2 separate regions of the Mus musculus genome follow, and region 1 is linked to region 2. Evidence: chromatin loops called from intact Hi-C (ENCODE). Cell type or tissue: gastrocnemius. All regions are shown on one strand. Each heading gives the region's core, and the rest is flanking DNA. Links, peaks and the distances in the headings are about the cores only. Region 1 holds the start of Eif2s3x (eukaryotic translation initiation factor 2, subunit 3, structural gene X-linked). Region 2 holds the start of Las1l (LAS1-like (S. cerevisiae)).

What was found. A loop is a pair of places that touch in the nucleus more often than their neighbours do. Peaks named below come from ENCODE experiments on the same cell type or tissue, not always from the same donor. Only the 100,000 strongest peaks of a DNase experiment are listed, where the experiment ranks them.
Region 1: it touches region 2 in a loop (13-fold over the local background); 3 of 42 quality-filtered maps call a loop at or near these places.

The regions. Positions count from the first base shown.
Region 1 is chrX:94,210,463-94,215,844 of GRCm38, reverse strand. Eif2s3x (eukaryotic translation initiation factor 2, subunit 3, structural gene X-linked) reads left to right here and starts at 3,194. Exons shown (of 12, transcript NM_012010.3): 1 at 3,194-3,280; 2 at 4,063-4,126. The coding sequence starts at 3,212. In gastrocnemius, for the core only: a CTCF peak has its summit at 2,611; DNase peaks (open chromatin) are centred at 2,191, 2,614, 2,885 and 3,149; H3K4me3 peaks cover 2,542 bases; H3K27ac peaks cover 1,783 bases.
Region 2 is chrX:95,955,222-95,960,535 of GRCm38, reverse strand. Las1l (LAS1-like (S. cerevisiae)) reads left to right here and starts at 3,562. Exons shown (of 13, transcript NM_152822.3): 1 at 3,562-3,878; 2 at 4,536-4,661. The coding sequence starts at 3,688. In gastrocnemius, for the core only: a CTCF peak has its summit at 3,302; DNase peaks (open chromatin) are centred at 2,837 and 3,533; H3K4me3 peaks cover 2,364 bases; H3K27ac peaks cover 1,748 bases.

The DNA of each region.
Region 1 (5,382 bases), core at 214-5,213, 1.7 Mb after region 2:
AATGTAAGGCAGACCAATACATGTGTGTAGTTATTGAAGAATCCTTCATCATGTGTCCTTTCATGTGTTTGCAAAACATCCTTTCACCTGTGTCTGCTTCAGCAAAACATTCTTTGACATGACTGACTTTCCAAAGAAACCAGAAGTTTCCACTTCAATTACCCACACATGGTTCACTGACAGACATGCAAGCAACACATTCATACACATAAAATCATAATTCTTTTAAAATTCTTTTTTAAAAAAGAATTATGAGCTGGGTGATAGAATTATGAGCTGGGTGATAGTAACAATTGCCTTTAATCCTGACACTCTGGAGGCAGAGGCAGGAGGATCTCTGTGAGTTTTAGGTCAGCCTGATCTACAAAGTGAGTTCCAAGACAGTGCTATACAGAGAAACCCTATTTTGAAAAACTTAAAAAAAAAGAATTATGAGTATAATTCCGGTACTTGGAAGGTGAAATCAGGAGAATCAGTTCAAGGCCAGCCTTATCTACACAGAAGGTTTGAGACCAGCCTCTCTCAGCCCTTACCCTACTCAAACTCAAATAAAAATGGCTAATGCATCCATGTAAAGATACTCAGGCTGGGCATGTATATAGCTTAGTGGGACAGTGTTTGCTTAATATGCATGAGGGCCTGATATGGCTCAGATCACCAGTACCATCACACCACACTACTACCACAGTACCACCCCAGCATAAGCACACACAGACACACCAGTCATTAGAGGATGTAAATTAAAACTGCGCTCATTGGGCTGGAGTGATACTTCCATGGTTAAGACACTTACTGCTAGGTTTAGAGAACCCGTGTGATGCCTCACACAATTGTAACTCTAATTCCAGGGGATGTGAATGTATGTGTAGCTGCATACATTTGGAGATCAGAAGACAACTTGTGGTACCTGGCCTTGCTTGGTGGCACGCACTTTTACCCACTCAGCCATCTTTCCAGCCTCACTGCGATATTTCTACTACCAAAGAGTCTACGATGATAAAACACCTCATGTTCCATTTGGTATAAATGAATTTAAAAGTTTATTGTCCTATGAATCACATATCTAGAGATTCAGTCTGTTAAAATTCCTAATTACCTAGGTTTTAGTATATTCACAAAGGAAGAATAACCATCACTGCACAAAACTCCATTATCATTTTCTTCATCAAGATTTTTTGGGACTTCATTTTTTTTCTATGCAATTTTCTCTATGCATAGCCCTGGCTGGCTATTATGCCTGACTTGCCACTTTCTTTTTCTTCTTTCTTTCTTTGGTATTAAGGATTGACTCTAGGGCCTCACAAATGCTCTATTGACTGAAGTGTATCCCAGTCTTTCTGAGTTCCTGCCTGGGCCTCCTGAGTGCTTTTAGTGCTGAGATTACGAGGACCCCAGCACACACAGCAAAAGACTTTTTTATTTTTTTTGGTTTTGAAGACAGGGTTTCTGTGTGTAGTCCTGGTTATCCCAATGTAGACCAGGCTGGCCTCGAACTCAGATATCTGCCTGCCTCCTCCTCCCTAGTGCTGGGATTAAAGGTATATGCCACCACTACCTGGCCAAACATTACATATTTTTATGAAAAAATACCTTAATTGACTGCTATAGCTATTTAGAATGTAAAATGAAAAAAACTGAATATAAGATAAAATCAAAAGGTAAAGGTATAAGGTTAAAGAGGGAAGCTATGGTGGCTCACACCTTTAACCCCAGCACTTGAGAGACAAGTCCTGTATAGTGAGACCCTGTCTCAAACAACAAAAGGTAAAGTTAAAGCCAGGCGTGGTGGCGCACGCCTTTAGTCCCAGCACTTGGGAGGCAGAGGCAGGTGGATTTCTGAGTTCGAGGCCAGCCTGGTCTACAGAGTGAGTTCCAGGACAGCCAGGGCTATACAGAGAAACCCTGTCTCGAAAAACCAAAAAAAAAAAAAAAAAAAAAAAAAAAGGTAAAGTCAAATAAAATACCTTTACTAGATTAGAATACACTACATTTTAGCATTTTGGTTTCTACCATTATTTTTTTTAAGATTATTTATCATATGTATGTGAATATGCTGTCACCGTCTTCAGACACACCAGAAGAGGGCACTCTATCTCATTACAGATGGTTGTGAGTCACCATGTGGTTGCTGGGAATTGAACTCAGGACCTCTGGAAAGGCAGTCAGTCAGTGCTCTTAGCCTCTGAGCCATCTCTCCAGCACCCTGCCACTACTTAAGAACTATGTCCTTAGCCTTAATTTTAAGACAGCGTCCTTATACACAGCCCAGGTTAGCCAGTTCGTGTTTCTGCCTCTTGAGTGCGGAGATTACGTAGGAGCCAGCACTCACATTAAACATCACTTATTTTTAACACAAGAGGAAAAATAAGATGTCTAATGGAGGGTTTCCAAGATTCAGCTTCAGAAAAAAAAAAGTCTGTGGACACCCGGCTTCCAGGCTACATTCACGCGGATACAGACTAATGTCACCATACACCATCTCACTGGCCTTAGAAATTTCTCTAGCGATCAAGGGGTAGGGGAGGTGAGGGGCGGGGGCGAGGTCGGAGAGGACTGGACTCTTCCTCCATCATCTCATCCTCGAACCCTTCCCCAGATCTCCGCGCGAGGGCGCTCTGTGCGAGCTCGCTGGGGACCGCTCCGGTCGAGCGTGGCCAGCCTAGCACGCGGTGCGGTCCAGAGCTCCGGCAAGGCGGAAGAGAACGCCGAGCTGATATAGCTCTATCGCTTTAGTAGATTATAGAAATGGGGAAAACAAATAAATCAATGGAATCAAACAAAAGAGACATTTCTGATTTACACCCAAATGTAAAGACGCCGGCAAGTCTTTTCGGCCAGCTCCCAGCCCCCGCCTCCAAAAGGAAACGGAAATGATTTCTCCGTTCTGAGCTGCGCAGTGTCACATCGATAACCTTCCCCTCGAGGGGCCTTTCCTGGGGCTGCCCTGAGTCTTGCCTGCACAGAAATCCAACAGGACCGAGACGGATACGTTCTGAAACTTTGTATCCTGTTTTCGAGTCAGGTCGCCCGGCGTTCCTGCGCAAATTCAAACAGAGAGAAGTCCGAGCAGTCAGGTCAGTGCTGCATTCGCCATCATTTTCATCAGGTCTATGCCGCAGTCCGCCTTCCCGCCGCTTCCCCTTCGCTCCGCCCAAGGGGCCTACGGTATGTCAGGCGGCTGCCGAGCATTTTCCTTTTCTCTCCGAGCAAGATGGCTGGGGGTGAGGGTGGAGTGACTCTCGGTCAGCCCCATCTTTCCCGACAGGATCTCGCCACATTGGTAGGCCCTGGCTTTGCGGCGGGAGCAGCCCAGTGATCTTGGGGGGTGGGAATGGAGCATCGGAGGGCCTGGAGATGAGGTGGTTCCTGGGTGGCTGGAGCGTGGGCTGAAGGAGCCATCCTAGAGCTGGGCCAGCTAAAGCCTTAGCGTCCAAGGCGTGCGTGCCAGCTCTACCGCCAGTACCTTGTCTAGTCCCCAAACTGGGGAACGATTGTGAGACTTGGAATTCCTGGAGTTAAGCTTTGTTAATAAACAGAATGGAGATGATTAATATAGCGTAGAGTGTATGCTTAGCATCCACGCAGCCCTGAGTTCCATCCGGAGAGGCGCACGCCTGTAATCCTAGCACTTAGGAGATGAAAATAGGAAGATTAGAAGATAAAGGACATTTTTGGCTCTATATCTGGTTGGAGGCCAGTATGAGACTAACGAGACTGTTAAAAAGTTGTTAAGGTTTAAGTCTGTAAAGGATTGGAAATTGGACTATACTGTTCACTGTGTTAGACATTTGAGGACTTGTTATGACTCCAGTATTTGGTGGCCTTTCATCGCCAGACCTCTCTTAGTGAGTGGACTTGTCTTAGTGTGACAATGACACTATAGTCATTATAGTCTTCCCAGTCTTAACAGCATGTTGCCGGCGGGGGGGGGGGGGGGGGGGGGGGCTTTAGCAGGAGAAGAGAGCTGTTCATACGGAGCATACAGTTGTACCCGAGGAATATAAAGTCAAGGGAAAACTTGTGGTTTGTATTGATTATATTTTACAATATATTTCTTTTCAGGATGTTACCAAGTTGACACCACTTTCACATGAAGTTATCAGCAGACAAGCTACAATTAATATTGGTAAGATAGCTTGAAGACTTACTTGACTTACAAGTAATTTTAACCCTTTCTTTTATGTAATTCATTGAGTAATGTGGACATTTATTTGGAAATTGTCCTGAGTAGGTCAGTGTGTCAAAAGAATGCTGTGGTACCCTTACTAACAAAATATTGCTACTTTTTTTTTTTTGAGATATGTATGAAAGAAAAGTTTCATAGTCCAAGGTAGTATGTAATCATAGAGTAGTGAATTATGAGGTACAAATGCACTTTGCTGCCATACGGGATAGTTTATGGCAGTTTTATTTGATATATAAGCTATAATTAAGTCCACTTCTTTCCTCCCCCTTAATTGGCGCCTAGAACTGTTGAGGTATGAATTGGTATTGCTTGAGTATGAATAGGGTATGGTTGGGTTTTTGATGTTGGATTTGGGGAGGAAGTGAGACAGGCTTGCTATGTGTTCCGGCTAGCTATTCTAGGGAGACTGCCTAGCTTGGCATTCACTATGAAGTCTGGGCTGACTTTTAAGTCAAGGCAATCCTTCTCCTCAGACTTCTGAATACAAGGGTTATGAGTGTGTTGTATCAGAGTTTGTCTAATATGACAGTATGATGGCTGTGTGCTTGACATCTTTGGTGTTTTTGTTTTGTTTCGGGGGTGATTTTAGGGGTTTTGTTGTTGTTTTGAACTAGTAGAAGAGTATGTAAATGAATAATTTTTCAGTCAGGATAACAACATTTCAAGTGAACATTTAAACATATTTAATTTTTGTTTGAGATAAGGTCTGTCTACATAGCCCTGGCTGTCCAGGAACTCACTTTGTAGACCAAGCTAAGCTTAAACTCAGAGTTGAAGTGAGTTCTTAGACTGCCTCTGCTCCCCAGGAGCTGGGACTACTCTTTTAAATTTTATTGCATCTCTCCGCATTGTCCAGGCTGGCCTCAAATCCTGCTTCTTACTCCCAAGTATATACTCTACTAAAACTGGTCTGAGAAGCTTGGTTTTTTTCGAGACAGGGTTTCTCTGGCTGTCCTGGACCTCACTCTGTAGACCAGGCTGGCCTTGAACTCAGAAATCCGCCTGCCTCTGCCTCCCAAGTGCTGAGATTGAAGGCGTGCACCACCACCGCCGGGCCTGAGAAGATTTATAATGTGTGGAAAGCAGGACAACTTTTAGGAATTGGTTCTCTCCCTTTCCTATAGGTTCTAGGTATTGGAATCTGGTCCTAAGGCACTTGTGACAAGTGCTTTTACCTGTTGAGTCATTGTCATGAT
Region 2 (5,314 bases), core at 315-5,314:
TGAAAGATTTTGTTGGGATGTATAAGCTATGGAAGAAAGAATAAAGTATGAGGGTTGAAACACTCATCAACTATGTGTATGTGTAAGATTTACGTATATGGTGGGTTGATGGGTTGGTGCATTGCTCCTTCCATCCAGCAATTGTGTGTGTGTGTGTGTGCGTATACACAGATATATACACATTCACACATGGAATGGTTAGAGCAAGGGTCCAACAAGCAGACTCCAAACATTTCACACATACATACATAAATTAGCAGGTGGAGCAAGCTCCAACACACACCCAGACATGCTATGTGGTGTGTGTGTGTGTGTGTGTGTGTGTGTGTACGTGCACGTGTATACTGATTACTTGTGTTAGTGATTTCTTTGAAAATATTAGGAGGCGGGGTTGGAGAGATGGCTCAGTGGTTAAGAGCACCGACTGCTCTTCCAGAGGTCTTGAGTTCACTTTCCAGCAACCATATGGTGGCTCACAACCATCTATAATGGCATCAGATGTCCTCCTCTAATGTGTCTGAAGAGAACAACAGTGTACTCACATAAATAAATCATTTTTTTAAAAAAGAAAAATAATATTAGGAGGGATTTGTTAATTTAAGGGGTGTCAAGGGTCTCTTAGACAATGAAACACTAAGAGCTCATCTAGCTTAAAAAAAATAAGGAAACCTGCTGGGAGCCAGGCCCATCCATGGCTCTCTCAGGTCCTGATGAAAAGACAAGGGGCCTACTTGGCAGGGTCCTTTCTGGGCCTGGGGGCAGGGCCTCAAAGGAGTCAGAGTTGCAGTTTCTGGGATCTGGGCATGCCGTGTTCTCTTTGTCATCATTGTATCGTTTAGCTTTCTGGGGACCTTGACTATCCCTCTCTCCTGCCAACAGTAAGTATGAAGTTGTGTGGCTTAGGAAACTGGCTTGAGCAAGACCTCCTGATCCCAAATTTTCTCTTACCTTTATTTCCTGCTCCTTCCCCTCAGAGACCTTTACTCAAGAACAACTTCCTGGTCCAGGTCAGTAGAAGCAGGAAGGCAGAGTCAGGTAATGAGGCAAAAAGTCAGAGGAGAGGGGAAGAGGTGATTGGAGAAGGCAAAGAGGTCGAGGGGCAGAGGCAGAGCAGCAAAAGCATTTGTAGACAGGAAGAGGCAGAGTGGGAGACACAGAGTAGTACAGGGAGAGGCAGAGATATGGAGGCAGAGGAGCGAAGGAGCATGGATGCAGAGAGGCAGAGGCAGAAATGTACAGGCTGAGTGACAGGCAGAGGTTCAGAGGGGTGAAGTGGAAGAGGTAGAGCCCGAGGGGCAGAGAAACAGTAGAGGCAGGCAAGCACTGGCAGAGGGAGAAGCAAAGCGGCAGAGGGGAGACTTAGAGAGGCAGGGGTGAAAAGGCAGAGAGACAGGGTGGAGAGGAGGTGGAGGCAAAGAGGCAGAGGGGAAGCTGCAGGGGTGGGGAGGCAGTGCTATAAGGAGAGAGTTCAAAATGCACAGGCAGGGCGTGGGGAGGGTATAGGGAACTTTCGGGATTGCATTTGAAATGTAAATGAAGAAAATATCTAATAAAAATTGTTTTTGAAAAAAAGAAAAAAAAACAAAGACAAAACCAAACCAAAACAAAAAAGAAATGCACAGGCAGAGGCAGAGATTAAGAGAGGCAGGAACAGCCGTGGGCACCAGCACACACTTGGTACCCAGATATATATGCAAACAAACACTCAGACACATAAACTAAACCTTGATATCAAAAAGAAAATCCAAGAAACACCACAGTAATGCCTTTGTTTAGGAACCATCTGATAAATATGAAACATAGTGGGGATAACTGTTGGGGATAGTGTATTAAACACTGGGGTCTCTTGTTTTTATAGTTCTCATGGTCTTAAGTAGTGTAAACAGGGAGAACACAGCTCCGTATCTGAGAATTTTAAACTGAGACTAGCCTTAGAGTTACACATAACTTAAGAAAACATGTTTTCTTAATTCTTTAGAGTTTTTAATTATATGTATTTGTGTTGGGGTATGTTATATGAATCCAGGTGCCAGATGAAGCCATTGGTGTTTGGTGTCTGTGGCACTGGAGTTAACAGGTGATCTGCACTCCAGTCTTCTGCCATTTGAACAATGGAACCACCTCTGGCTCATTTACCTCCTTTCTTAGCAGTCCCATACGAGGCCACAGGGCTGAGCTTCAGTGTCCTCACTGGTAAATTAATAAAGACAAAACCAACTTCAGTAAAATGACAAAATGCACAGGTCAACTAGAAGAATTATTTTATTTAGGCTATCGTCATAGGGAGAATACTTAAAGAACAACACAATAGATGGCTTTGTAGTGGGAGATAAACATGAAAGTCATTCATGAGTGTTATGGGGAGTCATATGAAAGCAAGGGAAAGAGTATTAACTGAAAGCATTTGCACAGGGATGTGGTAGATAACTGGAGTCTAGACTAATAACCTCAGGAAAGGGGCAGAGACTTGTCCAAGGTCACATTGATAGTGGCAAAGGAAAGGTAAGACTAGAACCCTGATTCTATACTCTCAAGATAATTCTAATTCCAGTCATTCAGGCCTTAAATCACTGTGCAACGGGCATCTATCAGCTTACATATTTCTTAGTAATGCTTTTATTTTAAAAAAGATTTATTTATTTATTTATTTATTTATTTATTTATTTATTTTATGTATATGAGTACACACTGTAGCTGTACATATAGTTGTGAGCCTTCATCTGATTGTTCGGAATTGAATTTAGGACCTGTGCTCGCTCCAGTCAACCTGCTTGCTCCTCTAGACCTCGCTTGCTCCAATCAACTCCGCGAGCTCAGTCCCTGCTCCCCCAGGTCAGCCCTGCTCTCTCAGTCCCTGCTCAGTTCGGCCCAAAGATTTATTTACTATTATTATAAATAAGTACACTGTAGCTGTCTTCAGACGCCCCAGAAGAGGACATCAGATCCCATTACAGATGGTTGTGAGCCACCATGTGGTTGCTGGGATTTGGACTCAGGACCTTCGGAAGAGCAGTCAGTGCTCTTACCGCTATTTAACATATAAGATAGTGGGTTCCGTTATGACATTTTCACGCATGTACTTTGCTCATATTAACTTCCTGCCCCTATTATCATCTTTTACTGGTTCTGACCCTTCTCACACTGTTCTCTTTCCTTCCTCCTAACATGCTGCTATTAATTTACTCAGTACTTGTCAAGAAAGCCGATTTTGTTCTACCAAATCTTAAAGCCAAAAACCAAAAAAAAAAAAAAAAAAAAAAGAACCTTGAAAGCACCCTAAGTACTGTAATCGAGAGCAATTCTTCCGTAGACCGCCAAGGGGCGCAAAGCTTTGTTTTGTTTTGTTTTTGTTTTTCTCCTTAAAGTCCATACACGCTGGGACAGACGACGCTCAACAAGACAGGAAATTATGGGAACCTAGAAGCTGAAAGGACTGTGTTTCTGGGTAGGCGGCTTTGTGAATGAACGCTTCCGGCAGCGAGCGGTGCCAGAATTCCGCACGTCAGACCTGTGTCCCACGTTCCTATTGGCTACAGTCACGTTGAGAGGCGGGCTGACGTCGGGGTCATATTCTCCAATTGGCTAATGGTGTGCCGTTTGGAGCAAGGGCAGTGTGTAGCGCAGCATGCTGCGCACTTCAGTTGAGGTTGGGAATCCGGGCGGAGACCTGCTCTTGGCTCCCAGGGCATGGATCGCGTGTGGCGTGCGTGGGACGGGCAGTCCTTCAAAGAGAACCAGCCTGAGTCGCCGAGTGCCAGGGGTATCGTCGTCTCTTGGCTCAGCAGGGCTGAGTGGGAGCAAGTGACGGTTTATCTGTTCTGCGATGATCACAAGTTGCAGCAGTATGCGCTGAACCGAATTACAGTATGGAGGAGCAGGTAAGGCGGCCGGGTCAACCCTCCTGCCTGGGCGCTGGTGGTGCCTCACTCCTTCCTTGGTCGAATTCCCCTACGGCCACATCTTCTATAGCCTTCCCTGAAATTGCCTTATGGTGCCTCTCTCCTAAGTGCCTGGGGAAAAGTTGCAGCCATGCTCCTGTACTCGTCGAAGGAAAACAGGGCGTACGTTCCAATAATATTTTTGTGTCTGTGAGGTTTAAGTTTTATGTCCAAAATAGAGGGAACCTGAGCCCGGGACTAAAAGAGTAGGTTGATATGTTAGGGTGGCTTTCTGGTTCCAGTTAGGGATTGGACTGTCACCGTTTAGGTTAGATTCAGGATTGAGAAGGCTCAGTTCGTTTGATGGGGGCGGGATATAGAGATTTGGGGTTCCCATACCTAAATAATTTGAGCGGGGAGAAAACGGACTGTGTCCACACAACTGTTGATGTCCTGTTCACCCCAGCCAGCTTCTCAATTCCTTTATTATTGTTGGATCCCGGGGACTTGACCCCGTCTTTTCCACAGGGTTTTGTATCTCCGTGCACTTTTCAGTATGTAGGGGGGGGGTGGGGGGTGTATAGTACAACGACCAAGCTTCTCTGGTAGAGGATAGAACAATGTACTGATTTTTATGATGGTGCTGTGGCCCTTTAGGTTAGGCAACGAACTGCCCCTGGCAGTGGCTTCTACTGCTGACCTGGTAAGATGCAAGCTCATCGATGCAGCCGGTACCTTGGGCACTGATGAACTTAGACTGCTCTATGGCATGGCATTGGTCAGGTAAGACCTGCACAGGGTAAGACTGGGGTGTTGGCTTTGGGAACTGGTAAACATGGATTCGGGTACTACCTGAAACAAAAAGCCACGGATGGGCCTTTGTGGGTGAATCAACCTCTGAGTTTTGTTTTTGTTTTTGTTTTTTTAACGTGGCCATGACTATGTCTTGTTCACAGGTATGTCTTGTCCACACAACCCTCTTTCCCTTTTCCAGAAAGTTTTTTCTCTTCTGTTCTTCCTTCCCTTCTAGAATGTGTAGGAGGTATGAAATTCAGAATATTTCATACATGTTGGGGGGAGGGCTACTACTGAGTTTTCTCATGTGACAAAGCCTTGTTCAATCTGTTTGGATGTCTCTCCCTTTGTCCTCTGTTTCTGTCACTTATCTGTGTTCCCCATATTATTTCATGTAGTCATTTATTCTGACATCTACAGCATATTGTGTTCTACATATGTCATGATTATTCTAGACCAAATTTGCCAAGACCAGAAGTGTCTTATTTGTCTGTGTTGTTTCCCTTAGTAAATGTTGGGGTGGGTAGGGACTATCCCTGCTCTGGCTGACACCAAGCATAAGAATGGGGAAGTCAGTAGAAAGGTACTTCATAAGGAATTTTGAGTAAAACAGTTTTTTGGACTATGCCACTTATGTCTCT